7 separate regions of the Mus musculus genome follow, and all the other regions are linked to region 2. Evidence: chromatin loops called from intact Hi-C (ENCODE). Cell type or tissue: heart. All regions are shown on one strand.

Region 1 (4,000 bases), 670 kb after region 2:
CTGCCCGGCCTGTTTTCCTTTTCAAACCAGTAGTACTAGTCAAATCAGTGTGTTGCAAATATTTTCTCAGATTTTATATCCTTTAATTTTGTTAAGTGATTTCTTAAGACATTGGCTTCCTATGAGTGCTTGTTTGGTGTTTTTGAAACAGGCTGAGCTGAAGGTCATTATGTAGATCAGGTTGGCCTCAGATTTGAGGCACTCCTCCTGCCTCAACCTGTCAAGTACTGGGACTGTTGACTACTGTAGTCAGCAGAGCATTTTACCTTTTATTTTCATTCTTTACATACATTATATTCCAACCAGTTTCCCCTACCTCCACCCCTCCTAGTCCCCTCTCTCTTCTTCCCCAGATCCACTCCTCCTCTGTTTCTCTTAAAACAAACAAATGAAAAGCCTCCCAGGGATATCAACCGAACACAGCACAACAAATTACAATAAAGTCCCATAGCCTCTTCCCTTTTAAATTATTGATTTAAATACTTTATGATCAATGAGTAACAGACTCATTAAAATCTAGATGAAATTTATTCAGAACATGTGGGTGCCCCCCAACCTGATAGTTGTGTTGAATTTCCCATCTTCTCATCTTGATTTTAGAAGACTTTTTAGTATTTATTGAAATACTATTATGCTGTCAACTTAAAAAAAATAACAAGGGCTTGGAAGAAGTTGAAGTGAGGCCAACAGCCTCTTTCCAGTGAAAGGAACCCAGACCCACACACCCATGTGTGAAAAGCACTCTTTGAAAGAAGCTCGAAGCTCATAACCATTCAAACATAATACTAACTACATTTGATTCTCAAAGAGACTGGAATGGGTGCACCATTATGAGGCATCAGTTTGCATACAGAGAATTTCCCTTAAAATTTGTTCAAAACATAGTCGAATCCAGTGGTTACCAACCTTCCTAATGCTGCAACTCTTCAGTATAGTTCTGCATGTTTCTGTGATCCCTGAACCACAAAATCATTTCGTTATTACGTCCAACTTTGCTACTGTTATGAATTATAATGTCTATATACATGTGCGTTCTGATGGTCTTAGACGACCCCTGTGAAAGGTAGTTTGACCCTCTAAGGAGTCACAATCCACAGGTTGAAAACCACCGATCTAAGCACCTGAAGTATTGTTCTCAGTTTTACTAGGCATATGCGGGTACTCCTCTTTCCTTTATCTGGCTTATTGACCCATGTGCTTATTAAATATTTCCTGGAGGTTGGGGAGAGCATGGTCCAGAAGGAGAGGTCCTAGTGTGTTTTCAGACCCTGGTTACATCTCTTCACATCTTAGCATCTAATTTAGTGAATATATTTTTGTGCTAATATTTTTTTGCTGTTTTTACTGACTATATTCTAAGCCTTTTAAAGCTATGATGTAAGAATAATAAACAATAAAGTTTTGGTAATAGCTCCCTCCAGCCCCCACCAAAAAACCCCAAACATTTGAATGCTGAAGACCGGTGTGGTGGTACACACCTTTAATCCCAGATTCTGGAGTCATAAGCAGGAAGATCACTATGACGTTGAGGCCAGCCAGGTCTACATAGCATGTTCCAGGCTAGTGAAGGATACACAGTGGCCTCGATTCATAAACCCAAAATAAACAAAACAAGCAAGCAAACAAATAAATAAAAATAGAACAGAAAAGTCTTTTAAAACCAATCTGGAAGTTGAGAGATTTAAAATGCAAAACTCATGGTAGGTTTTCAAATGGGCTAAAGAGTGGTAGCAAAGTTTGGGTAGATTTTTGATACAATTCGCCATTTTCATTAGATTTCTAATCCCCCTCAAATAAGAATTTTAATAATTTCCCCTCCCTTCTCTCCCTCACCCTCACCCACCTCTCTTCTCTCTCCTCTCCTTCGCTCCCTTTCTCTCCCTTTCCTTCCCTTCCCCTCTCAAAAAAGAAGTTCCCACAGGGCTATACAAGTAGCTACAATTTAGAGCTTGATACAAGAAAACTACCATTCCCAGCGTGCAACACCGAGGTTGCAATGCATCCTGGGAAGGAAGTGTCACGCTCCCCCCCGTCCCCGCCCCATCGGCTTCCTGTTCGTCAGAGCAGAGACCACGCAGGTCTCATAGGGATTATCCGGAACTCGTTTTGCCTTTTACACATTGTAGCCGGCGGGATCTTAAAGAACAGTTCCACTTCCGGGGCCGCCGGAAGCAGTTTTGCGATGGCAACTTCTGCGGAGGCGCCTGCCAAAGAAGCTCAAAAACGTGACTCTCAGCCGCAGAAACAGAAGCGTGAGACCCAAGGTGAGGCAGTGCGAGACCCGAAGCCCGGAGCTGGCGGATCTCGAAGCATCTTTGTCTCTTTCTTTGGCCGCGCACTTGGGTTGAGCCTCTTTTAGGCTGTGCAGTGCCTGCGGTAGCCGGGGTAGCCGAGGGTTGCGGGTGTTGATGGCTGCGCCGGCCACGTGCAGCTAACGCAGTGTTTTTGCCAGCGACCGTCCCTGGCAAGTGTACCCGATGCGCCTTCTGTCCCCGGTAAAAGTGTGAGGACTCAGAGATTGTGGAAGGCGCGGCAGTTCTGCCTTGAGCTTTGGGGAGGGGAGGTTGAGAGGATGCGGATCAGGATCAGGTGGGAGAATCTTCGTGTCCTGCGAGCGCCGATGGTGATGAGGGAGGCGGACGGGGAAAGGTGGGGACGGAGCTCAATGGGAAGTTTTGTCAGAACTTTTATCTGATTATTAAGTTGCTAAATGACACAGCTCTCAGTCTTTAGCTCTAACCCCTAGTTTGATTTTTGGCTGCTCTAGTTTGATTGCTTCTTTCCGTTTTGATGAGAGTTTGGTTTTTACCTACCTTCAATTTAAAAAGAAAAATTTTTTTCTTTTAAAAACTAAGTACGTAAAATACGGCAGGGACTATAGACACCGGTAAAAGCTTCAAACCAACGCTTGAGGAATTGACAGGATGAGTAGACCATCTTCCTCAAGTTATCCATGTGCCAATCACAGATGCTATATAGCTTCCTTTCTGGTACCCGGAGTAATTCGTTCGAGCTTTCTGTCACCTATCTACAGCTATTATGATTTTTAACAAAACGCTTCGATTTTTGTCTCCTTTTGAATCATAGGAGAATGAATGGAGCTGTGTACTCTATGTATGTTGTCTGTGTCTTTAGCTTCTGATTCTTTACGATGCTGTGTAATATTTAAATTCCGTCGTTGGCGGACATTTGAGCTCTGCCTTCAGCTTGCTCTTGTAAGCACCTTTGTGCATGTCTTCTGGTAATGCCTCAGGGTCTCTGTAGGAATTTAGGATTGGAAACTCAATTGCAGGGTATCTTCAAGTTATGCTAATGCTACCGGAAGGAGCTGTGCCAGGTTTTTTTCTGTTTTAGGAAAGGTTTGTTTACGTTCAAAGCGTGAGGGTATAGTCAACCATGGAGGGGAAACTGGGCCAGCACAACTCTAATAGTTGAGATTGCTCATCGATCTAAATTTACAGTGATTTTTTTTGTTGTTGTTGTGTTTTGATTTTGAGGTCCTGGATGTACTTATATAGCTAGACTTTCACCCTAACCTAATAAGCAAGTGATATTCTTGGTCCTAAGTGGCCTTAGTTCCCTTCCCTTTCCTCTACTAGGGTTCACACATTCTGTCTTAGGAAGGTTTAACCCTGGGCCTGAGTTTGCTTGCTTGCTTTTTGTTTTGTTTTGTTTTGTTTTGTTTTTGTTTTTGTTTTTTTTTTTTTTTTGTTTTTCGAGACAGGGTTTCTCTGTGTAGCCCTGGCTGTCCTGGAACTCACTTTGTAGACCAGGCTGGCCTCGAACTCAGAAATCCACCTGCCTCTGCCTCCCAAGTGCTGGGATTAGAGGCGTGTGCCACAACCGCCCATGTTCCCAGTTTTTATAGGATTTTAGTTTGCAGTTTTTAAAAAGAAGGTATTGGAGAATGAGTGGTTTATGAGGACCCATTGTCAGGAGTTTGAACCAGAAGTGGCAGAGTGAGTGGAAGTAGAAAGTACATTTTCTTACCTGTGGCTAA
Region 2 (4,000 bases):
TTATTTTAATATCATAATATTGATGTTCTTTTTTTTTTGTTTTGTTTTGTTTTTTGTTTTTTTCGAGACAGGGTTTCTCTGTGTAGCCCTGGCTGTCCTGGAACTCATTCTGTAGACCAGGCTGGCCTTGAACTCAGAAATCCGCCTGCCTCTGCCTCCCGAGTGCTGGGATTAAAGGTGTGTGCCACCACACCCGGCTAATATTGATAATCTTTATTTGAAAAAATGTCATGAACCATTTGAATGATGAGCCACAGAACCTCAGTTGAATTTATTTCCACTTTTGGCATGTTAAATATAGATTTAATTTTAAGTACTTCAGTTAATGGGTTTATAAAGTCAAGCACTAGCATTGGTCAGTTTTGTATGATAGGATGTAAGTGTGTTCTCACCTGCAGTGTAAATACAGCACACTGTAGAATTCTCTTAAGGTGCATAGTAAATGTATAGATAGTCACAGGCGGTTTTGTAATGTATACATTTCTAATCTATTATTCCTAACCTGTCATGTTTGCAGAGAGAAAAGAATTTTTCTAATGATCTGTAAAATTATGTTAACTTCTACAAGTAGGTATTCTAAATAAACTTTTTTAAAAGAGCAATCTGTGATCCAGTGACTCTTGATATAATGTATTAATGCATAATGTACTAAATTAATCCTCTTATTTTTTATTGTGTGTGTGAAAAAGATGGGTACAGGCTTGACAGGAATTTTGACAATCTCTAATATATGTTTTACTTGATACTTTATATTCTTTTAAAATAAGTGGAGTTTATACATATTTTATACATTAAAGATGAGGCTCAGCATATCTAAATGACCCCAAAAACTACACAGTAAGAATAAAGGCGGTCTGTCTTTCTCAGGTAAAAGCCTCCTGAATCACGACTACACAGTGCACTTGATTGTACTGTTTAAATGTTTGAAATATCCCACTATTTCAGTCTAAAGATAATGTCCAGTGATGAATGCAACCAAGAAAAAACACTGAAGCAGTATCATTAGACACTGAAATGCTGTTCTCCTCCCGGTCGTTTACTACTGAGTTATTGAGGAAACCTCAGGAAGGCTTTACTCATGATTTTGTCTTCCTTTCACCTCATTCTAACTTGTCCCTCAGAATCCTCTTGCCCGTGTGGGGTAAGGACACTGCTGTCAGTGTTAAACGTCATTGAATATCTATCTACAAGATCACTTTCCTGCTAACATTGACAGCTTTGTTCTGCATTCATTTCTTGTGGGTATGACAGCCTGGGTAATGATCCACCATGAGAATTTTGTGAGTAAATGACAAATACTTGGCTGTACTTCGAGTTAGAAACAGTACAAAAACTAACTTATCCACCTCGGAACTTTAAAGGTTTTTTTGGTTTTGTTTGTTTTGTTTTGTTTTACCAACTTGTTTGTTTTAAATGAGGAAAGCAGAGACAGATGGTCTCTGGCTGAAAGAAGCCCTTTAGCTATGAATCCAGCGCTCGTGCGCTCCCTAAAGCCTTTGTGTTTTACTGGGTGAAACATTTCTGCTTTGGGATGGTATACAGTACAAATGACAAATACAATTGATCATCGATGTGAATAAAAGGCAAACATCTACTTCTGCTCAAGTGGTTTAACTAGGTGGGGTTTCGTCCATACCTGAACACACACAAGGTAGCACACCCCAGCGGAAGCCACGAGCCTAGAAATGGCTATGCCCAAGCTCTCTCCGCCTGCCCTGCATTCTAAAACCGTTTGCTTGAAGGCAAGGAGAGCAAACTACACGGCAGGGGCACTAGAGAAGTAAGCTCGAGATGGGGCGGTAATCACGCCCCCGAGCCCGAGCCCTTCCCTGCAGAGACCTAGCGGTTGCAGTGGCCAGGGAGGCCCGCGGGACGTGAACCAGGAAAGTAAGGACGTCCCAGGACCACTCGAGTCTCCGCCCACCGCTGGCGGGGCTCCACCCCACCGAGGGGCATAGAGCTCTTCCGCCAATCGATGCCAAAGCTACTGCTCTTCCGCCGTTTTCCCCGCCTCTTCCGTTTCCGCCCTTCTGCGGGCCTGACCTAACGGAAGCGTTACCCGTGGTTCCTTACCCATGGCGTCCCAGGGGTCGGTGACGGCGGCTTTGCGGGTGGCCGAGGTGCTGGAGAGCATCGCGAACCGCTGCGTGGGGCCCGAGGGCGGCCAAGTGTTGTGTACGAAGCCCACCGGCGAGGTGCTGCTTAGCAGGGATGGAGGCTGCCTCCTGGAGGCGCTGCACTTAGAGCATCCCTTAGCCAGGTACCTCACTTCTCCTGCCCTCCACTAGGCGCGCATCTCCCTCAATCTCCCATCCCATCCTGAGGCCGTGGACCTGGATAAAACCAGTGTAGACATCAGAGAGCTGCCCAAACTACTAGTCCCGAGCCCCAAACCTCATCACGTGCACAGAACACTTCTTACTCTTTCCCCATCCCTGAATGAAGTAGTTAAAGGAAAAGTAAAGCAAAGCCTATATGTCAAAAGGACAATCTGTGTGCCTTATAGCTATGAAAATGTGGATTTAACCCAGAAAATCTGAGTTATTTTTTTCCCTTCCTATACAGGATGATAGTGGCGTGTGTTTCCAGTCACCTTAAAAAGACAGGAGATGGTGCTAAGACATTTATTATTTTTCTTTGCCATTTACTCAGAGGACTTCATGCAATCGGAGAAAAAGGAAAAGATTCATTCACTTCTGAAAATATTCAGAGCCATGAAAGGCATTGGAAAAACTGTTGTCAGTGGAAATCTATTTCCCAGGCTCTGCAAACGTTTCAGACACAAACCCTAGGTTGTATTGTAGACCGGAGTTTAAGCAGGCACTACCTGTCTGTCTTTTCTTCATCCACTGAAGGAAGAAAACTGTGCAGGCACTCGCTAGAGTTGCTCCTGGAAGCATACTTTTGTGGAAGAGTGGGAAGAAACAATCACAGATTCATTTCACAGTTGATGTGTGACTACGTTTTCAAGTGTATGGCTTGTGAAAGTGGGGTTGAAGTATTTGAGTTGTTGGATCACTGTTTTGCAGAGTTGAATGTTGGCGTGACAGGCCTTCCTGTTTCAGATTCTAGAATCATAGATGGCCTTGTGCTTCCCAGGGACTTTTCTATGTACTGCCCAGCAGATGGTGACATTAGGATGGTGATAGTAACAGAAATCCTCCAGCCTCAGTTTTCATCGGCTGGCTCGGAGTTTGTTCTCAATTCAGAAACACAGTTTCAGGCATCTCAGTGCTGGATCACGGACAGGACAAAAACAGTAATGAACCACTTGCGTGGTCAGAATGTAAAACTGCTCCTGACCAGTGTGAAGCAACCAGACCTGGTTATTTACTGTGCAAGACTTAATAGCATATCAGTGGTGGAGTGTTTATCAGCCGAAGAAGTTTCCCTTGTCCAGAGGATCACTGGTCTTTCTCCTTGTGTCCTACCAGAGGTTGCTTCACAGTGTGAAATTTCTGATAGTACTTTGGTGAAGTTTTGCAAGCCCCTCATCCTTAGATCCAAGAGGTATGTTCATCTCGGCTTGATTAGCACATGTGCATTTATACCTCACTCTATGGTCCTCTGTGGACCGGTTCTGGGTCTTGTTGAACAGCATGAGAGAGCTTTTCACGGAGCATTTAAGATGCTTCGGCAGCTATTTACTGACCTTGATCTAAATTACATCATACAAACCAAACAGCAATGTAACCCAAGTCCTCTTGCTTATGACAATAGCAGAGAGCGTAATCACTCACCAGAAACTGATAAGTATCAGGACATAGTAGCAAAGAGCAAAAATAAATTGGAAACTCAAACACATTTAGAAGTATATTCAGGTTTGGGGGCTTCAGATACAGAATTGAGAGCAGGTAAGCCGTGGTCAGCACACAAGAAGACACCAATAGCTCCATCCCAAACAGATGAAATGCTGAAGTGCTTGCCTCCAGAAAGAAGCGGGATAATTGATAACTGTGACCTGTCAATTGAGAATCATTCCACTGGAAATCCTACAGCA
Region 3 (4,000 bases), 660 kb after region 2:
TAGAAGAACACCGAAGTGTGTTTCTGTTGTACTGTGTGACCACCATGTGGAACACAGAACTGAAGAGCTAACGCTATGCATTTAGTTCAGGTTAGTTTAGTATCTGCCTAGTTAACACCAGCCATTTAGTTTAGGTTAGTTTAGACTCGGCCTCTTCTTCCCCACATGTCCACATGTAGATAGGAATGATGTCAATCATATTAAAGCCTAATGCTGTTTGGGTGATGAAGTTGTTGTTAGATATATTTTCACAGAATGAATCAATGACAGAACTTATCATTCAAAATATACTAATCAGGCCACAGTAAAGCCCAGTGGGCCCTGAAGTGAAACAAAACCAGAACAGAAAGACATGAAAGTAGGATGGGGACTTTGTCGAAGGTTGATGGCAGACAGAGGCAGATAAGAGAGGGTGGGGGGACAAGAGTGGCAAGAATATATTATACAGACATGTGAAATTGTCAACAAATAAAGTCATAGTAATTTCACAAAATCAAACAAAAAACTGTGATGGTTTGTATATGTTTGGCCCAGGGAGTGGCACTATTAGAAGGTGTGGCCTTGTTGGAGTAGGTGTGTCATTGTCGGTGTGGGCTTTAAGACCCACACCCTAGCTTCCTGGACGCCAGTCTTCTCCTAGCTGCCTTCAGATGAAGATGTAGAACTCTCAGCTCTGCCTGCACCATGCCTGCCTGGATGCTGCCATGTTCCCACCTTGATGATAATGGACTGAACCTCTGAACCTGTAAGGCAGTTCCAATTAAATGTTGTCCCTATAAGAGTTGCCTTGGTGATGGTATCTGTTCACAGCACTAAAACCCTAAAACAAACCTTTATTAAAAAATATTTAAATGCTAACCAACACGAGGAAGAGATCGTATTTTTTGTTTCCTCAAGTCACCAGAATGTCCAAGGCTGTCTGTCACTGAGGTCACAGTAGAGGCTGAACAAAGAATCAACACTGAGCTAGACTAGAGGTTCCCGTTTGCTCGGTTTCTGACTTTCTCATTGCCCCCTTTCTCCACAATTGAGGAGCATTCAAGCCCATCTTGTGTGTGAATCTATGAGCAGAGAAGGAGAGAGATTTCTAGGAAAATATTGCATTTCAGAGGAGACGTTGGGTACCCTGGAGTGATAAATAGATGGGAGCCTGGGGTGGAAACTAAATCACACAGATGTTCTCGTTGGAGAGCTAGAAAAGGTAAGACTGTGCCTGTTGCGATCACCCCTGAGGGACCGTCATGAGCTGCCTGGCTGCTGTGGAATGTGCAGCTTGTCTGAATATTCTTCATCCTCAGACCTTAGCCAATTGGAGTCCACCGAGGGAGTGTGTGGTGGGGATTATTTTTGTCCTAACTATCTTTGGACTCTGCTGTCTGCCTTATGCTTTCAATACCTTACTTTTTGAGTGCCATTCCCATGGCTTCAGAGTTAATTTTGTAGTTTCATTCCGAATAGAGATGTTGCTTAAGATCTGGAGGGATGGAGAATTTCCTGTGCAACCCCCCCTCCCCACCCCCCCGCCCCTCCCCACTATACAGAATGCCTGGTAAGAGGTGGACCGATGTCAGGCAGTAGCTGGTTACCCAAGGTAAGATGTGCTACAGAGAGAGGACTCACCTGTTGCTGTTTCTAGGTCTAATTGTAAACCCTGTGCTCACTGCAGGATGAGACACCACAGTTAGCAGTGGTGATTTTGAAACATCAGTTATGTTCGGGTATATTTACAGAGCATGAGGGCTCCCCCTGGTGGTGATAAAGAGAAACTCAGACTCCTTCCTCTCACAGAGACAGACAAGTGAACTGAACATAGTGATTTCGTTTCCCTTTAAATTGGGGTCTAAATAGGTGGAGCTTGACCTCAAGGCGGAGGTTCTCAACCTGTGGGTCACGACTCCAAGCCCATCAGAAGACACAGGTATTCACATTATGATTCATAACAGTAGGAAAATTGTAGTTATAAAGTACCAATATAAGTAATGTTATGGTTGGGGTCACCACAGCATGCGGAACTGTATTAAAGGGTCACAGCATCAGGAAGGTTGGGAACCACCGGCTTATGGTGATTGTGATAACTGATACACTGTCTCTGTATCATTCATTTCAAACCACTAGGCAAGCCAAGTAAAGTTTATTGGGTATCTGTTGAATCAAGCATCAGTAATTTGTCACTTCTTAGCCCATAAACATGTTATTGATAAGTTACTTCTCCATCAGTAAAATGAGCCAACTCAAGCCAGATTAGAGTATATAAAGGCAGGTTCATTGGGAAGCCATTCTCAAGAGGCTTCATTAGTCCCAAGGAACTAGGCCATTGGGAGAGCGACAGAGGGGAGGGGGGAGAGAAAGAGAGAAAGCATGCACAGAGGGAGAAGAAGATGGAGACCATAATGTCTAGATTATGTAGGGAAGAGCTTCTGGGGAGGGGAAGCCCAGCCCCTGGGCTGGAAAGTTCAGGGTAGAGGGCTGGGTGTGCCAGGTAAGAACTGAGGGATGCTGGGAGATCCTGGAGGCCAGGTTCATGTTGGTTTGTAAACTACGCACCTCAGCTGTTTGTCCCAGGTCTGACTCCCAACAGTTATAAGCATAAGTAATGACACAATCTACCAATTTTTGCTTTTGTTTTCATTTTACAAAATTATCTTTTATTCCATCTTGTTTTTCAAATTTTCTGCCAGGTTTCAGGGCAGAGCTCACCACTTACCTCCTTGTTAGCATGGGATTTTTCAGTGTTTTCTATAAAAGACGTTGCAAGATTGGCAAGTATATCTATATAATCATATATGTGTTTATGTAATACTGGATATCACATCTATAGGTTGTAAAATAACTCAAGAGTTTTGGTTCCTTTTCTTCGTCAGTCTCTCTCTTTGTCTCTAAGGAACTTCAACCACTATACTAGTACATTCACTATACTAATGCACTTGTATAAAAAATGGCGAGTCCTGGCGAGTTGTTTTGGTATGCATGTGGGGGTCCAGCTGTGGTTTCACGTCCTCCACTTCCTCCGTCTTGGGATGTCCAGACATTGCTGCACACTGGGCTGGAAGGGTGAAGAAGAGTCCGGAACCAGTGGGGATCTGCAGAAAGAGGTGGGGGAGGGCTTTTCCAAGGATCTTGGTGTTACAGCTCTTTTAGACAAAGACCTTCTCTAACAATCTTCAATAAAACAGCTCTCTTAGACAATCCTAGCTTGTGTGCATACCTTTATTTGGGGCGGGCTTATACATATACACTTCATTGGGGTGAACAAGGGCTATATATAGGAACATGGAGAATGTGAAGGGATTCTTGAGGTGAAGTTCCATTGGCTGAAGTTTAAAGTACTGGAAAGTCCTCATTGTGTGGAGAGGCATTCCAGGAGTCCCAAGTACTTGCTAGGCGGGTTCTTATGGAGAAGGAGGAAGTTGAACTTGTAGGTCTGCCAAGGACTACTTGACCTTCCACAGGCACAGGGTATGGTGGGACTGGCTCCCCAGACAAGGGGAGGCCTTGCTGGTAAAGGGAGTCCTCCAGTTTGCATCTAGCTCAGAGGAGCTATCCAGCCATGGTAGACCTTAATGAACCATGTTTCCCCACAAGTTGTAATAGATGTTCTGTTATCACCAGTGAATGCTGACCAAACAAGAAATTTATCTTAAGGAAAGAAGAAGAAGAGGAAGAAGAAGAAGAAGAAGAAGTCACCATTGAAAGGAAAACACATTCAAATTGCCTTCTAGCCACTGTGACCTTTCATGTCCCCTGATTTACCTGAAATCAAGTAGCTTTTGTGATGAGAGACTACATTGTGGTGAGGCCTGGTGAGTTGTTGTGGTATACATGTTGGGATCCAGCTGTGGTTCCACATCTTCCCCTTCCTCCCTCTCAGGGTGTCCCAGTTACATCCAGGCACTGTTACCTAGATACTCATGTCTGTACACCATACACATGACAGAGAGAGAAAGAGCAGTGGGGAGGGTGAGGGGGGCAGGAAGACTGACAGACAGACCCTCAGAGAGAG
Region 4 (4,000 bases), 130 kb before region 2:
GAAACAGCCAAACAGCCAAGAAGGTATATTTTTCTTGTTATCTAATATTCTAGGAAAATTGTTTAAATATATTTAACTGCAGGTCACAGTAAGAAATACAATTTAAATAACAACAAGGGACATACTTTTACCCTGATTATTTGTTTTTAAATACAGGGTCTCTCTAGGAGTCTATGTAGTCCTGAACTTGCTATGTAGAAAGAACAGTCTGGTCTTAAACTCTACAGAGATGGGCTGTTATGGCCAGCTACTCACAAGGTAACTTTTAAAAAAGATTTATTTTATGTGTACGGGTGTTTTGCTTGCATGTGCATGCCCTGTGCCTGAGGGGGTCAGAAGAGGTGGGATTTCCTGGACCCACCAGCCAGCACATGGGTGCTGGGAATAGAAACCAGGACCTGCAAGAACAGGTACTCTTGACTGCCTCATCTCTCCAGCCTCCCACGAACTGATTATTGCTTGGTTTAGATATTATGCATTCTTATCTTTTAGATTATATCTCATTAAAACCCAATTCATTAAAAAATGACATTGGCTTTTGTTAGTCTGAAAAAAACAGCATTGCTTCAGATAAGTGACATTTCAATCTGCTGATAAACTGGAACGTTACCGCCATCACATAACAATGTTTCCTGCCTTGCACTGCCTCAGCACTCAGAAAGGAGAGAGCCAGGCAGCTCTCTGTGAGTTTGAGACCAGCATAGCCTACAGAAGGAGTTCCAGGACATCTAGGGTTACACAGAGAAACCCTGTCTCTTTGAAAAACAAAACAAAACAAAACAATCAAGCAAGAAAAACAAACAAAACAAGAAAACAATAAACTTCCCTTATGTTTATGTAAAATACAAATATAATTTCTTAGGTTTCTTAACAGAAGAATGTGGCAGAATCTTTCCCTCATTGGAACAGTCCTTCATGACAAAATCTAATTGTTTTTCAAATGTTAACATAGCTGCATCAAGATGTGTTTTAAAGATCAGCGGCCTGGCATTATTTAACTGAGCAGTAAATTGCTCTTTCTTTGGGCAACAAAATGGCCACGTCTGCAAATTTTTTAGAGCTGCTATGAAATACATCAGTAACAGGCAGAATCCTATGGCCTACTTAAGTATCCAAACGATCAGAATGTCATCTGATTTCCTGTCAAGAAATGTAATGGAAATTGTGTAAAGTTAAAAAAAAAATTCTTGGTTCCAGAGTAGAAGGATAAAGGAATAAGGAATTGAATTTTTATCGTAGAGAATGGCCTTGTTAGAGGCAGCTCATTCCTCCTTCTGCACTGTTAGGTCGCTTTTCTCTTCTTCTGTATTGTAACTGGCTTTCTTCCAGTGATGAGTTCTGCCCCTTTCCTCTCCACAGGATGGGGAGGGATTTCTGGGGTCATGGTTAAAAAAACAAAAAACAAAAAAAGCCAAGAGTTGAGGTACAAAACAACAACAACAACAACAAAATCCGAAGAGTTAAATTAGGCTTTCTGTTCAAATTGAGAGGTACTATCAACTTGCCACGTCGCTAAAACCGTCACCAACCTCACTGTAAAACTTCATGACTGTAAAAGCTGGCACCCAGGATTCTGAACATGACTAGGAACAATAACAAGAAAGCCTGCTAGGCTATTTTCATCCCAGCGTGACTGAAGTCTACATCTCAAACCTCCTGTGAGGCCAACAGCTAATGAGACACCACAGTGAACGTGTCATTGGAACTTAGGCAGCAGGGACTCCTGGCTGCTTCTCAAGCCCCAATTTCTCCTGGCAGCCTCCTCTGTGGGCCCGGCCAGAGGTCGGGAGGCGGGTCCTGCCCAGCGAGCACTTCAGAGACCTGCGGGTAGCCGGCCCTCCACCCCAGGGCTTCCTGAGAGGGAACCTCGAGGGCGGGGAGGGGAGCGGAGGGGAGGTGACATGACAGCTCGCCATCACCACGAGCTGCCAGCAGCTGCCTCTGCGCGCCCGCCCAGCAGAAGCTACCCGGGGACCGCCTCCTTGCGGCGTCACGTGACGGGAAGGGGGCGTGGCCCAGGCCCGGGCTGGGGGCGGGGCTGCGAGAGGGGCGGGCCTTGGGATGTGAAGGCTGGTGGCGGCTCGCGGCGCCCAGAAAGGCGGTGTCAGGGCGGATGACAGCATTCTGCTGCGACGCGCTCCCAGCTGGGCGGCGGTGGTAGCGGCAGCGGCAGCGGCAGCGGCAGCCGGGGCGGCAGCGGCGTTCGACTCGGCCACCGCCGAGAGCGGTAGCGGTAGAGAAGGAAGAGGTTCCGCCCTGGCCCGCGGGCGGAGGAGCCCGAGTTCGCTCGCCGCTCCGGGCCGAGCCCCCGCCGCGGCTCGCCTGTGCTCTCCGTCCGGGCTGGCTCTCAGTTCCCGCGGGCGACCGCAGCCGAGAGAAGTTGAGGAGGGGGGGTCCCACCGGACACTAAGGCCCCGGACTCCGGCGTCCCTGTGATCCCACGGAAGCCTGCTCCCTGCGGGCCGCCTCCTCTGGGGCTCCGCATCGGTGAGTGGCGCTCAGCCCGGTGTTGGGGAGCAGCGGAGTCGTGCCTTTTGGGGTGACTGTAGTCCCTCAGTCCTACGTTCTGAGCTCGGGCTGTGGGCACTCGTGGGTACCCCGCGCCGCGAGTTCCCCTCCTGCCTCTCCTTTGTCCCTTCTGAGAGGGAGATTGGCAGGGCTGGCGGGGGTGGCGTGTTTTTTGGGGCCCGCGGTAGGTGCGTCTGCAGCGGTACAAAGCCCAGTGGGGACCTGGGATGGGGGCGGGGGCGGCTCGGCGGCGTTCCGGGTCCCGAGTGTGTCTGCCCCTCCCGAAGTTTGACAGGGCGACGCCGGGGCTCGCCGGAAGCCCCCCGCGCAGGGGGTGAAAACCTGGCGCTTTGTCGCCCCGGGCGGTTAAGGCAAGGCTTGGGGTTTTCCTGTGACAGCCCCTGAAGAGGTTGTGCCGCTCGCAGGCGGACCGCACCCGCCTTTGCAGAGACTGTCGCGGTGTTCCTTAAACCTCAGCTCCGTTGGCCTTCTTGCCACACTGGAGAAAAGGCGGTGTCTTCGTTGCACTTTTTTTTTTTTTTTTTTTACGTTTTGTTTGCGGCTAAGCTGTGGAGAGTGTAATCAGGTTCCAGGGAGTTTCATATGGAGCATGCTTTTGCTTCATTGAGCAACCCACTCAAGACCGGCTGATGCGAAGCAACAGTAGATGCAGATTTTCCATTCACTAAAGTCATTTAACACTTCTTTGTGAGCGACATCTGCGTCGTGAAACATAACCTAATTTCATTTTAACTAAATGCCGTCTGAAATAAGTTAACTTGGGTTCGTCTCTAAACAGATGGGAACACTTATCTGACGATAGCATATCTGCTTTCAATAACTTAATGAAGTTTGTGCCTTTTTGCTGCTGGAAGACTTAAGTAACAGTAGTATTAGAATACCTTGGGTTAGCAGGGAATTCTTCAAAGTAATTTCACTGTAAACAACCTCAAATTAGTGCAGCCCCAAATTAGTGCAATTAAAGGTCTTTCAAGATAACCATTTAAAATAGTTTTTGCCTCTTGAAGAATTCCAGAGAACAATTGAGGTATAGGTAAATTGCTTGTTACGCTCTCTCTTCCCCTGGGGTTTCATCTAAATTTGATCATGCCGAGAGACTGGGATCAGTTGCTGTGCTTGCTAGAACCTGTTTTGCAGTGAGATTATTAAAATGCTGGTTTTATAAAAACAGGTTTTATAAAAGGAAGGGAAAGGCCATGCAATTTAAAATGCACTCTATTAAAAGACCAACTAATTTCTAACATGTTGCTCTTTCTTTTGGGTAGCAAGTATGTACTCTGTCTTTTGGTAGCAAGAATGACTGCAGTGTGCTTGTTCAAAGTGTTAGCAAAGGGGATAGATGAAATTTAAGACCTTCCTAAAGCTCTTTAATTATGGAGATTACGTTGTTGCGGTCAAATTCCATGTGAACAGTTTGAGCCCCAGAGATCACAGAGGTGCCTAGAAATGCTGTTTAATTAAACCTGGACAT
Region 5 (4,000 bases), 73 kb before region 2:
CCAGTGTGGGTCCTCTGGAAGAGCAGCACGTGCTCTCTCTAGCCGAGCCATCTCTCCAGTTCTGACTCACACACACTTTAATCTCTGACCCCTTTTAATCTCCTCCGTCAAGCCTGCTGTCTGTAAGGAGGACCTGAGCACATGAGTTCATTGTTAGCGGAGCTCTGTCTGTGAAACGCAAATCTGTTCATAGAAGAATAGGCATGGCTTAGCATCTGAAGAAAAATAAACGGAGACCAGAATATGATATCCATAGCTGCTCAACAGCTACCAGGCTAGGGAAGTTTCTCCAAGGAGATGACAGAAGCCTGCAGCAAAGGCTCCCTCGCCTTGTTTTGTCCCATTGTATTTACCTCTGTGCTCGGAAACCGGCCAATCAGGGGGAGGTTTAGGTTTGGTTTGTGAGGTGCTGGCTACCTGAGAGCTCTGTGCCTACTAAGGGAGCCCAAGTTATGCTGTCAGTTAAAAGAGTTTCTAAACAGAGGTCTGCAGCTATTTTTCTGTTGTCAGTTTAAGTTCTTCATTAAAGAACTGAGTCTTCCACTTGGCGTGGTAGAACATAGGCGATTGAAGGAGGAGGACTGTGGGTTTGAAGTCAGCCTAGGATACTTAATGAGGTCGTGTTGGGGTGGGCAGCATGGGATGTGCTTTTGACTTCCTAAAGGATTAGTAGCTGTAAATTATGCTTGTCTTTAGTCAGTCCTAAGAAAATTATGTCTGACTTAAAATTTATCCTGGGGTTATTTGTCTGACAACTGTTTCTCTTTTTATTTTTGCCATTGGTTTAAAAATGATCTATTTTATCGATGTCTTTGTAGAACCTATATCTTGCTTGACTTATAATATTCTAACACTAAATCTCTGTAGAGTGCTCTAATGGTGTGTATAACTAATGCTTACTAGTGATTGAGTGTTAGGTACTTGTAAAGCTTTCCATTTAAAAGGGTAAGTAACCACGAGTGAGCTTAGATTTCTGAATGGTCCTTCCTGCTGCTTAGCCCTCTCTTGAACTGTAATCAGGAGAAACGTTTGCTTAGAGTAATTGTAAAGCAGCGTGCTTTGGTGATTCTGCTGTCTCTTCGTAGCTTCACTTCCCCAAGTTTAAGCAAATATCTGGTATCACCTAAGCCAAGGTTTAAGTGTTATTTTGTTTTGTTTTGGTTTTGTTTTGGGTATATAGAAGGAAATGCCTTATAAATTATGATGATTGAAACTACTGTGCACGTGCCTCCTACTCACAGACTAACGCTGTTCTTCTTGTCCTTTTGTCTTGCTGCTGCTTCCGTCCGTCCGGTGTTTGCTTCTCCCTGGTTTGGATTGTGTGTGTTTGCTGCTCAATTCCTCTGCCTTAAAAGCTTCTTGGTGATAGCAAAGATGTCCTTGGGCCATCAAGTAAGTAGCTAACGTTGGAATGTCATGTTTTAAGGACGCAATAATATTGTTGGTGTTACTTACAAATGAAAAATAGTGTTTCAGTTTTGCTTGTGAGATGCTCAGTGACCAGTGTTCACCTGCTGCTATGATCTGTGTGAGCCACAGAGTCTGTACCTAATCACAGTCATCCAGAGCAGTGGCTTGCACCCTGCAGGGCCAGACCACCCCTTCACGCTCCGGAAAGCAAGAGCTTTACATAAGATTCAGGACAGTAGCAAGATTACACTCATGAAGTAGCAATGAAAATAATTTTATGGGGGCTGGAGAGATGGCTCAGAGGTTAAGAGCCCTAACTGCTCTTCCAGAGGGCCTGAGTTCAGTTCCCAGCAACCACATGGTGGCTCACAACCATCTGATGCCCTCTTCTGGTGTATCTGAAGACAGGAACGATGTACTCATATAAATAAATAAATAAATAAATAAATAAATAAATAAATAAACAAACAAACAAACAAATAAATAAATCTTTTTTAAAAAAATAGGTTTAAAAAGAAAAAATAATTTTATGGCCAGTGTCACCACAACACGAGAAACTGTATTTTGGAAGCATTAGGAAAGTTGAGAAACCACTAAGTTAGAAGCTAATTCAATATTTAGTAAGACCTCCTTCTTAAAAAAAGGGACCTATTTACTGCCTTTTGAAACTGAGAAAGTGTTTTCATTTATAGAATTTTAATAGAGTAATTGGATTGTCATTTTTGTTTGTATTTTGGAGCTTTTTATGAAAGCATGTTTTATTTTAGAGATCTAGAAACCCTTTAAGATAAATTATATTCAATTTACTGTAACAGATTTTGCTGGTTTTGTTGTTGTTTTCTGGATAGGGATGGACATTGTGGTGGCTTTTGAATAAGCACAGCAAATAAAACATGCCACCTCAGATGGTTTTAGTCCATTTAGACAGTGACGGGAGCAGCTGACATTAGAAATCATAGCAGCACTGAACTGAACAGTGCTTCCGAGATCAGTTCATTAAACCCTGATCCTCCAGGGTAAGCCTGAAGCTCGGCTCTGCAGAAGCACGGTCCACTGAGGACTGCTAGTACTATGCTAAGCACTGAGAGCAAAGCCTAACAGAGTAATTACAATTTTATTCCATCATAAATTGAACAGAGGTTTTGATTTTTATTGAATGACAGACACATTTGAAACTAATTTCAAAGTTTGTATTTATATTTAGTAGTCACCTCACTGTTGCAAGCCATCTCTGTGCTCTGGGCCTCATTTGGGGGGGATTCAAAGAAAGGGAATGAGCAAGATAATGGCAAAAGTTCTTCATAATGAGGTTTCAGGTGCTGTTCTAAAGAGAGGGCAAATGGTGACATGAATGTGGTTACATGGTCACGTAACAAAGCCATAATTTCTATAATTAATATATATGTATATCTGTGTATATATATCTTTGGTCTGTGTTAGTTTTTTCTCTCAAATAAATTAGAAAGAATATTTAATTTTTTATAGAAAGCTAATTTAAAGTAATACACTATTTCTTTTAACTCACAGCAGTTCGTTCTTACAATATGATACATATTACACGCAATATTACCAGGTAGTGGAAAACAAAAGTAGAAGAACATAAATCTCTTTGTACACATTTTTTATTATTCCAAGAATATTTTTAAATCTTAAAACGCCTTACAGATATCACTAAATCTTACTAGTACCTTAATTTTATATAAGAAAGGCTCAAATCTTCAGGGCAGTCAGGCGGACTTGCAGATTACCTAGGTATCTTATGTTAGCTTCCATGCAGCAGAAGAGAAATGCCAGAAGTTGCAAACGCCTTTAAAGTTTGACGAGTTGCTGAGGGTGTAGGGAGGGTGATCGGTTACCTGGCACAGTAACTGTTAGCAACTGTTATGTTATGCCAGTGTGCTTGCTGTTCAGTGGGAGAAGCTGCCCAGCAGCTGCATGCACTATAAGTGGAGCCAGCAGGGGGCACTGTAGTGTCACCATTGGCAGGTGAGTCACTTGTTAAGAAGCTGTGCTGCCACAATGATTCCTTTGCCAAATAGCTTTTCACTTATTTAGCAAATAGTTATCAGTTGTGCCAGTGTAAACACACAACAACAAAGTCATTGTACTTTTTAAGCTCTGTTCAGATATTGCACTGTTATAGACTTCCTGTAGGGCACTACTAATTTGTGTTATGAAGAGAAATGTTTATGAACTAGTTGAGACAAAACACACAGGAAGATGGGCTCTCTGTCTTACTGTAAAGCAGTCTGAAAAAGAGGTTGCTTGAGAGCTGGGCATGGAGACACAGGCCTGTAATGCCAGACCGGCAGGAGCACATGAGGTCTCTCCACTTTGGGCTCTTCTTTGGAGAAGCACGTAAACACTGGGACGGAAAGGTGGGCAGAACTGTTTTCCTGTGTATGTAGTGGAGTTACTTAAACACATGCCTGTGTGTACTAACGAAATGCACAAACATGCTGTAATCGCTTCCTTTTCTCTAGCTTGTGGCTCTCCCTAGACATGATGACTATGTTGTGGGTTTTTTAATCTTTTATTTTTTGATTTTTTTTTTTGCTTGAGAAGGGGTAAGGATTTGTTTTTAAATTTT
Region 6 (4,000 bases), 170 kb after region 2:
GGCAGTTCATGTTGGTGTTCCGCTTGCGTTCTCTTTCCTATTCAGTTCAAGACAGCCCATGCATGGATGTCACCAACCCAAAAGAGGAACTTCCCACTTCAACGAGCACAAGTTAGAGACGCCCTCACAGACACACCCAGGTTTTTCTCCTAGGTGCTGCTGTATTGATATTGGCTGCCACACAACTCATTTCATGATGGAGGCCTGGGCTTGACATTTTTTTTTCCGAAACGTGAATTCCATGACTTGGCAAAAGGAGGTGATCATTTGAACAGTTCTGGATTCGATCCTAGATTTCCCATGTGACCTTGAACAACTTGACTAATGCTAATTACAGACATTTTAAAGTTTCAGGGAAACTAATAGATGTCCCAGGATCTTTCCTTTAAAAACAAACAAACCAATAAGCAAGCCCCCAAAAAACCTTTGACAAGTCCAAAAGCTTTGCTTAGCTTTAAGATAGGGTCTCACTACGTAGCCAGGCTGCAGTAGAGTTGAAAATCCTCCTGTCTTTATCTCCAGAGTTCTGGCTTAACTGGTGTGTGACACCACACTCCACTTTCCCCCAGAGACCTTTGTGTGCATTCCAGATACTGATAGTTATCTTGTTGGAAATTAACAGTGATTTTTTTTTTTTTTCTGCTACAGGGCCTTAAATATTCCGCGCTGACCTGGAACTCTCTATGACCCTAAATTCCTTATCCCTGTGCCTCTATCTCTGCAGGGGTGCAACTCCAGAAATGAAGCCATGTGTGGGCTATGTGATGCTGTGGTTTGAACCTGGGGCCTTCATGCATCTTAGGCAGGCACTCTTACCAAATGAGCTACATCCAAAGGACTCAAAGAGTAGTTATTCTTTCACTAAAATACTAGCACATAGCCTTTTGTATGCACATACTACTTTTTGCCAAGTTCTTCCATGCCTGATTTCACAACAGATAACCAGATTCTCCTGTCTGTCTGTTTGTATTTCCAATGTTGCCCTATCTCACGACTTGTAGTGTCTGGAAGACTCCAGTGAAGGCTTGTGGGAGGATGGGAATGTAAAATGTAGACAGTGCCTTAGTATTATAGACAGATTAACCTCCCACCATAAAGACCACACTTGGAGCACAGCTGTTTGATTTGACGATCTCAAATTGTGGCACATAGCCACTCTCTGAAAGATTTAAAATCTGATACCTGCAGGGCCTCACTGTGGCCCTACCTAAAAAACAAAACCCCAAAGCACCAAACATAGTTAACAGAACAGGTGATTTGTAGTCAACTGAAAAATAGCTGCAAGATTTCATGAGCTTAAGGGTTGATTTACTTTTTCAGGAAGATGAAAAATTGGTATGCTGATTATTTTCATTATAAAGCAGTAATACGCAAAAATACGCTCTTTACTTCCATCAAATGAACTAAAGCAGAGATGAAGGGTTGTGTATCAGGTAAACGTGATGTGGAACACCCTAAAAGGCGTAGAGGCGCCCCGAGTTAGAAGCAAAACCAGCCGAAGACGCTGCCGCGGTGGTCACAAGAAAAGAGTTGTTAGTTCTCAGCTAGAGTGGGAAAATGGTTTCAGAGGAGAAGGGGGTGGGGAGAGGGGAGAGGCGTGCTGGGATTAGGTCTGGATGCGGATGGGAATCCTAGCCAGGATACTGCAAGCCTGCCACTAGGCTGTGTCCCTAACCCAGGCGGGCAAGGAGAACCAGGAGCGGGACCTATGGGTCGTCGCTGTGGGATTGGGATTTCCATCGCAGCGTAGAAGGGAGAAGAGATGGCGAGCACAAGACCGCCACAGGCGGGAAGCCTAAGGTGCCGGGGAAGAAGGACGGCTCTGTAACCAGGCAACAAGGCCCAGGCCCGCCTCCCGCTCCCGTTGCTACGCAACGCCGAGGCCAGGGGGAGGGCGTCGGAGCAGCCCTACGTGCTGACGCTAATTGTATATGAGCGCGAGCGGCGGGCTCTCGGGTCTTTTTTAGCGCCATCTGCTCGCGGCGCCGCCTCCTGCTCCTCCCGCCGCCGCCGCTGCCGCCGCCCTGAGTCACTGCCTGCGCAGCTCCCGCCGCCCGGCTCCGCGTCCGAGCCTCCTGGAACGGTAACGGCTGGGGGCCGGGAGGGCCGGGTGGCGGGGGCCTGCGAGGTGTCGGGCTGAGGCCGCGGGGTGAGCGCTCCGGAGCGGCCATGCGGCCTGAGGGACCCCGGGGAGCGCCGGCGGCTGCGGGGCGCGCGGGACGGCGAGGCCGCGGGAGAGCGGAGGAGGAGGAGGAGGCCACGCCGCGGGGCGCCCTGGGTCGCCCGGCCGCCTCTGCCTCGGTGGAGCCCACCGCGAGGGCAACCCCGGCGAGGCGGGCCGCGGGGATGGGGGACATGGAAGGAACGGTGGCCGCGCGAGTTCCGCCCGCAGGGAGGGGCTGTGCAGGCCGCGCGGCCTCGGCGCGCAGGAGCCGGGGCACGTGGGGACCGCGCCGCGGGCGGCCGGAGACCCCTGCCGGGGCCCACCCGACACCTCCGTCGGAGTTGGAGGAGGAGGAGGGGTCGCCACGAGTACCAGTCCCGCCACGGTCTCACCGGCTCCCTGGGTCTTCCTGGAGGGAACTGTGCTAGCGGATGGGAGGATGGAGGGGCGAGCAGCCTCCACCGCCAGGGTTATAAGGGGTTAACACGTGCAAAGCGTTCAGCCTAGCTATTTTTTTTTTTTTTTTTTTTTAACAAAAGATCTTGTTTTGTGTCTCACAGGTACAGTTAGAACTTCGATGGGTAACGTGGCCGGGGTATATTTGTGTGGAGAGACTTAATCCTAGTCTCCTTAAACCTCCAGATGGTTCTGAGACGAAAACTAAGAAGGGCTGGCTTGTTGGGGGTGGGGAGTGGGGTTCGAGTTTAATAGACCAACAGCGTGGTTCTTCCCTTCAGGCAGCACCCCCTCCCTCCCCCCAGAATTCTCACTAGGGATGAAGTGGAAGGACCATGGGGTGGAACAAGGCATTAATAATATACTGACCAAGCTCAGTGCGCCACATTTCTGTAAAGATCTCAGGAGTGGCATCGGAGGGAGGGCGGAGACAGGTCCTGTCCAGAGGGCAGGGCTTCCCAGACTAAAAGGATGCACCAGGCATACAGGCTATCTTCCAGGGCTAACTACTTCAGACTGTCTCCTGTCTCTAAATTCCAAAATGAGAAACGTTTTAAAGACTTTCCCAACACCTCTAATTTCAGGAGAGCCAACATAAAGTTTACCACTTTTGAAAATAGACGCCATCAAAACACCTTCCCAAACTTAATATCCAAAGAATACTTTGGATTAGAGGAGTGCCTAAAATTTACATTTTTTTGTTTTTTGATTTTTTTGGGGGGGGCGGGATGGGGTGGGGGTGGTGGTTTCCAGACAGGGTTTTTCTGTGTAGCCCTGGCTGTCCTAGAACTCATTCTGTACACCAAACTGGCCTGGAACTCAGAAACCCACCTGCCTCTGCCTCCCAAGTGCTGGGATTAAAGGCGTGCACCTTTAATTTTAAAACTACCAGTAAATGGGAGGTTTCAGTGGTCTTGGAATTCTTATCTTCAGACTTGTTTATGGTTGAAGTGTCTATCCCAGATTTAAACTGTACAACTACTTTAAGTCTGGATTGGAGGGATTTAATCTAGCAGTAGTGGGGACTTAGACATCTGTCATCAAATCTTGACTTAATAGATGTTCTTCTGATGTCAGCATTTAGATTATTAAATAGAAGTTAAAACATATCAAGAAAAGTTTTGTCAGGTTTATCTGTTGCAAAAATACCTGTTCTTTTGTTTTTGGTCTTTGGCCCTATAATTGACAATTTAATACTGATTGTGGCACCTGACTTGCCCTTTCACGAGATTAAAAACAACACTCTTGGCAGAGCCAGTGTGTCTAAAATTCTATAGTTAATTTCCTTATTTGCTTGCTTGTATTGGCTTTAGGTGACATAGGCCAATAAAAGAAAGGGGCTAAATAAGATCTGATAATGTCAAAATACATTATTTTGTT
Region 7 (4,000 bases), 310 kb before region 2:
TGAGGCCAGTCTGGTCCACAGAGTCAGTTTTAGGACAGCCAGGAAGGGCTACATAGAATACCTATCTACAAAAAGAAAATTAATTACTTAAATTAAGTATTTGCCTACTGTACAATTTTTGAAAATGTCCTGTCCCCATACCTGGGAGGAGAAGAACTTTCCTGGAGTCCTGCGATTCACTTAACATGTTTGAGTTAGAGTTGTATATGCAAGACTAGATAGTACCCATCTTCTTACTTAAAGACAGCTGCCCCTTTCTAGTAGCACTGATTTGTGGCGTCAATGTATTTCTGACATTCTACAACTAACAGTCACACACAATCTTCTCCTGGGCTTCTCTGGTTTTGATGTTTAGATTTAAATACAACTGCAATCATTAGTGCTATTGACCAAATACTCCCATGTCTCAAGCACATAGATTCTACGACCCTGGCCAAGTGTGTGTAAGTGAGAGATCCCTATTTTTAACTGAATATGAACAACAAATATATGCCTCTCGCTTTCTTTGGGTCATAGACACTGGCAATGCTCTCAAGAGTAAAATAGTAATTCTGGGTCCAAAAGTAGCCCCTGCTTACCCTAAAGCGTGCATGGATCATGAACCAGTAACCCTTGAGCTGTCAACATTTCAGAGCTGAGACTTCAGCAGAACCTGTGTATCCTAAGGAGTATAGTCACGAGAGCTATGTATTTTGTAAAGTACCACACAGATCGATCTCTAGAAATCATCTTTATTTTTAAAAGGTGGTTATAACTAATATATGGCTTTGCTAATTTATGTTCACAGATTTCTTATATAAGAAAACTTTCTTATTCTTATATAAGCAATAACTTCTTATGTACATATGAGTATCAATATAAGAATATCTCTTTGAACAGTCTAAAGAACAATCTAAATTTCCTAAAAGTAGGTGGTACTGTTTTCTCATTTTCATGCCCAAGTACTAGCAAAAATTACCAAATTACCTATAGTAAACACTTTACCAGACTGATTCTAATCAAGGATTGTGTGGGGTCGGATTGCTTGCTGCAGGTATTGAGGCAGACTACCTTAGACTAGCTTAGCTCCCGAACTGCTTTTCTCTAGAGGAACCCCTGCTGGCCTTGCTCTGTACCCCCTCAGCACCTCAGTCCATCCATGCCTCTGCCTCTACTACTCTCTTCCTATGATCAGGCTTAGCACGGAAATGAGCACACTCAGCAACGTTACAGAATCTTCCATGACCTGTTTACTTTTTTCTTCGACTTTAGTATCTACCATTCTCCTCTACCCACACTACACATCTGTAAGCTGTGTCCTCCAAAATCCTTGCTGTCTTATACCTTAGCTCATGTTAGTCATCCTACTTAGAAGATGTCCTCAGGCTTAGGCCTTTAAATCCTCCAGTTCACAATCTGAGCATCACTTTAGCTCTCTGAGACACTCAGCTAGCTCCCCTCCTACCTGAGCTCCCTTTCTATGCAAACAAATCATCAGGCATTGTGTGAAAGAATTATGTTACTTCACCATCTCTTTTGTAACAAACCTAGTGGCTTAAAGCAACACAAATTTTTGTCTTAGGCTACTGGATCAGAAATCCAAAACCATTGTCATGAATACCTATGGAGATATTCAAGTACTTGCTTTCTCAACTGGGACATCCTGAGAGTTCGGACGTCTACTCCCTCTCCTTGAACAAACTTTAGTTAAGCTCTTTTGAACACTGAGAAAATGTCTCACTAACCAGCCCAACCTGGCTTCAAACTTGTGAACCTTGAGCTGCTTCCCAAATGCTGCTGGTAGTACAGGCTCCAGCCACAGTGTTCAGTTGCGCCCCTTTCTTGACCTAGTCTCCTGTCCTCATTTGGTTGCACAGCCCAAGTTTAGCAAGAATACTACTGGGTAAGTTGAGAGATAATCGCTTTAAATTCTTCAAAGAATCTTCTCTCGTTAAATTGTCTCTATATTGGGCAGGGTAGAGGTCATAAAGAGTTGTGGGGTAGATGATATCTACTTCGGGCAAGTTCAACCTCTGTCCTTAAATACAAGAACCCTTGTCAGTCCCATGCTTAGCAGTGTGATCCAGGGGGGAAAAAAAAACGCTCAGAGAAAGCGGTACCAACACCTACTCTACACAGGGCATCCAGGGTAAGCACTGTCACTCTGAGAATAATCAGCACTGAGATACATGGCTCTCCTTCACTCGATGGTAAATGTATTTCACTGCACCAATAAATCACACAAAAATACTGCCCGTTTATTCTTTTTGATACTGTGCTGGTTAGATTTTTTCAACTCAGGTAAGCACCTACTTACAGATAAAATGGCTTGGTTTCTTGAACTTTATTATGAAACTGCCCTCCAGGTGGCAGTACCACTTTATACCTTCACTAACAATACAAATGTTTTCCTCCCACTGAGCTTAGATTTATCAGACTTCTTGCTCTGGAGACCTGAAAACACCAAACCTTCACACACTTCAGTTACTATTTCCCTACAGCAAAACAAAGAAAGCTTGTCAAACTGGCCTGGGGACTTAGCAGCAGGAGGTCAGATTATCTTGACAAAGTGAGGATGCATGCTTGACAGGAGATGGCTTAAGAAAGGATGGACAGAACATGGAACACCTACAACTCTTCTAGGGAAGTTTTGTTACTAATAAGAGCAGAAGCCAGAACAGAAAGGAGACCTAAGGAAAATAATAGTGTTTGGTTTGGTTTCAAAACTGGAGAGAGACTTGTTTCCTCACTGATAGAAATGGTGTGGTGAGGCCACGAATTGGTGGGCAAGCAAAGCCCAGGAGTCTGTGTAGCTGTCATATGCAGCATCATATGTCAAATGCCAATGACAGAAATCAAAATCTGGATAAACTGACCTACATACTGTATTTATTAACTAGAATATCCATCATAAAGATGCCATTCTCCTCAAATTTATATATGTGTGTGTCTGTTTAGTGCAATTTCTATCAAAATCCCTCAAGATTCTTTGTAGCTACAGACAAGGTTATTCTAAATTGATATAGGAAGAAACCTGTTATCTTCTAAAAGTCAATTTTAAGAACTATTACAAAACAAAAGTTACCAGCATCGCATGGGGCTGGCTTAGTTTTAGACACAAAAAGACTCCAGAAACAGAAAAGAAAACAAAAACAAACCCTAAAAATTAAAACCCATGTATTTGCTCAAATATTTTTAACAATATAAAAGCAATTTAAGAAAAGAGTTTTTATTCGAGGCCAGCCAGGGCTACACAGAGAAACCCTGTCTCAAAACAAACAAACAAAAAAAACCAAACAAACAAACAAACAAAAAAAGAGTTTTCGGAGATGAATGGGAATCCATAGGCAAAATTAAAATTAAAAAAAAAAGACCATTTTTTTAAGATTATTTATTTTATGTATGTGAATACACTGTTGCTGTCTTCAGACACACCAGAAGAGGGCATCAGATCTCATTATAGATAGCTGTGAACCACCATGTGGTTGCTCGGATTTGAACTCAGGACCTCGGAAAGATCAGTCAGTGCTCTTAACCACTGAACCACCTCTCCAGCCCCAATCAACCCAATTTTTCAAACTCAAATTACATAAAAATCAACTCAAAACTTATTACAAAACTAAATGTTAAAAAAAAAAAAAGTATAACCTTTAAAAAGGCAGTGAGACCAGGCATCTAAAGGCTAAAGATTTCAAAGGAAGGAGCATACTAGTCCACAACGTAATCTGGACCTTTGTTTTCTAGCCTCCAAACTGGGGAAGGGCTCTCCACAAGTAAACCGTCTGGTCTGTTATTTGATCCCAGCAGCCCTAGTAAACTAGTGCAGACAGGAGATACTTTACCAAAGATACAGGAAGGAAGATATACAGGAGAAAGGATATTTACTATCATCAGCCACTTCCCGAGTGGCAAACATCACAAACTACAGGGTGGGTTAGAAGTGTCCAAGGGTGTGGTTGCCATATCAGTCCTGTAATCCCATCACTCAGGACACTGAGGGAGGAGATTGCAAGTTCCTGGT

Evidence for each region. Hi-C counts contacts between places; a loop is a spot of excess contacts. Peaks named below come from ENCODE experiments on the same cell type or tissue, not always from the same donor. Only the 100,000 strongest peaks of a DNase experiment are listed, where the experiment ranks them.
Region 1: a loop joins it to region 2, with 4 times the contacts of the local background. A loop is called at or near these places in 10 of 42 quality-filtered maps.
Region 3: it touches region 2 in a loop (3.0-fold over the local background); 11 of 42 quality-filtered maps call a loop at or near these places.
Region 4: a loop joins it to region 2, with 5 times the contacts of the local background. A loop is called at or near these places in 3 of 42 quality-filtered maps.
Region 5: a loop joins it to region 2, with 2.4 times the contacts of the local background. A loop is called at or near these places in 8 of 42 quality-filtered maps.
Region 6: it touches region 2 in a loop (5-fold over the local background); 33 of 42 quality-filtered maps call a loop at or near these places.
Region 7: it touches region 2 in a loop (2.2-fold over the local background); 2 of 42 quality-filtered maps call a loop at or near these places.

The regions. Positions count from the first base shown.
Region 1 is chr10:111,970,611-111,974,610 of GRCm38, forward strand. It overlaps Krr1 (KRR1, small subunit (SSU) processome component, homolog (yeast)), which reads left to right and starts at 2,085. Exons shown (of 10, transcript NM_178610.4): 1 at 2,085-2,264. The coding sequence starts at 2,183. In heart, no CTCF peak of the experiment used is centred here; a DNase peak (open chromatin) is centred at 2,081; H3K4me3 peaks cover 1,941 bases; H3K27ac peaks cover 806 bases.
Region 2 is chr10:111,296,648-111,300,647 of GRCm38, forward strand. Osbpl8 (oxysterol binding protein-like 8) reads left to right here. Exons shown (of 24, transcript NM_175489.3): 24 at 1-600. It overlaps Bbs10 (Bardet-Biedl syndrome 10 (human)), which reads left to right and starts at 2,032. Exons shown (of 2, transcript NM_027914.1): 1 at 2,032-2,260; 2 at 2,566-4,000. The coding sequence starts at 2,076. In heart, a CTCF peak has its summit at 2,267 (motif pointing left); a DNase peak (open chromatin) is centred at 1,974; H3K4me3 peaks cover 1,476 bases; H3K27ac peaks cover 1,492 bases.
Region 3 is chr10:111,956,184-111,960,183 of GRCm38, forward strand. No RefSeq gene overlaps it. Among named protein-coding and RNA genes, the nearest start is that of Krr1, 15 kb to the right of the region's middle. In heart, a CTCF peak has its summit at 1,747 (motif pointing left); no DNase peak of the experiment used is centred here.
Region 4 is chr10:111,162,710-111,166,709 of GRCm38, forward strand. Osbpl8 (oxysterol binding protein-like 8) reads left to right here and starts at 2,093. Exons shown (of 24, transcript NM_175489.3): 1 at 2,093-2,487. In heart, a CTCF peak has its summit at 2,115; DNase peaks (open chromatin) are centred at 1,962, 2,732 and 2,842; H3K4me3 peaks cover 2,735 bases; H3K27ac peaks cover 2,635 bases.
Region 5 is chr10:111,223,317-111,227,316 of GRCm38, forward strand. It overlaps Osbpl8 (oxysterol binding protein-like 8), which reads left to right. Exons shown (of 24, transcript NM_175489.3): 3 at 1,356-1,392. Among named protein-coding and RNA genes, the nearest start is that of Gm51266, 40 kb to the left of the region's middle. In heart, a CTCF peak has its summit at 1,786 (motif pointing left); a DNase peak (open chromatin) is centred at 3,355; H3K27ac peaks cover 156 bases.
Region 6 is chr10:111,471,269-111,475,268 of GRCm38, forward strand. Nap1l1 (nucleosome assembly protein 1-like 1) reads left to right here and starts at 1,959. Exons shown (of 16, transcript NM_015781.5): 1 at 1,959-2,083. In heart, a CTCF peak has its summit at 1,968; a DNase peak (open chromatin) is centred at 1,873; H3K4me3 peaks cover 2,284 bases; H3K27ac peaks cover 1,744 bases.
Region 7 is chr10:110,987,565-110,991,564 of GRCm38, forward strand. All of the region lies in intron 1 of Zdhhc17 (zinc finger, DHHC domain containing 17), which reads right to left. Among named protein-coding and RNA genes, the nearest start is that of Zdhhc17, 21 kb to the right of the region's middle. In heart, CTCF peaks have their summits at 2,337 (motif pointing right) and 3,416 (motif pointing right); no DNase peak of the experiment used is centred here.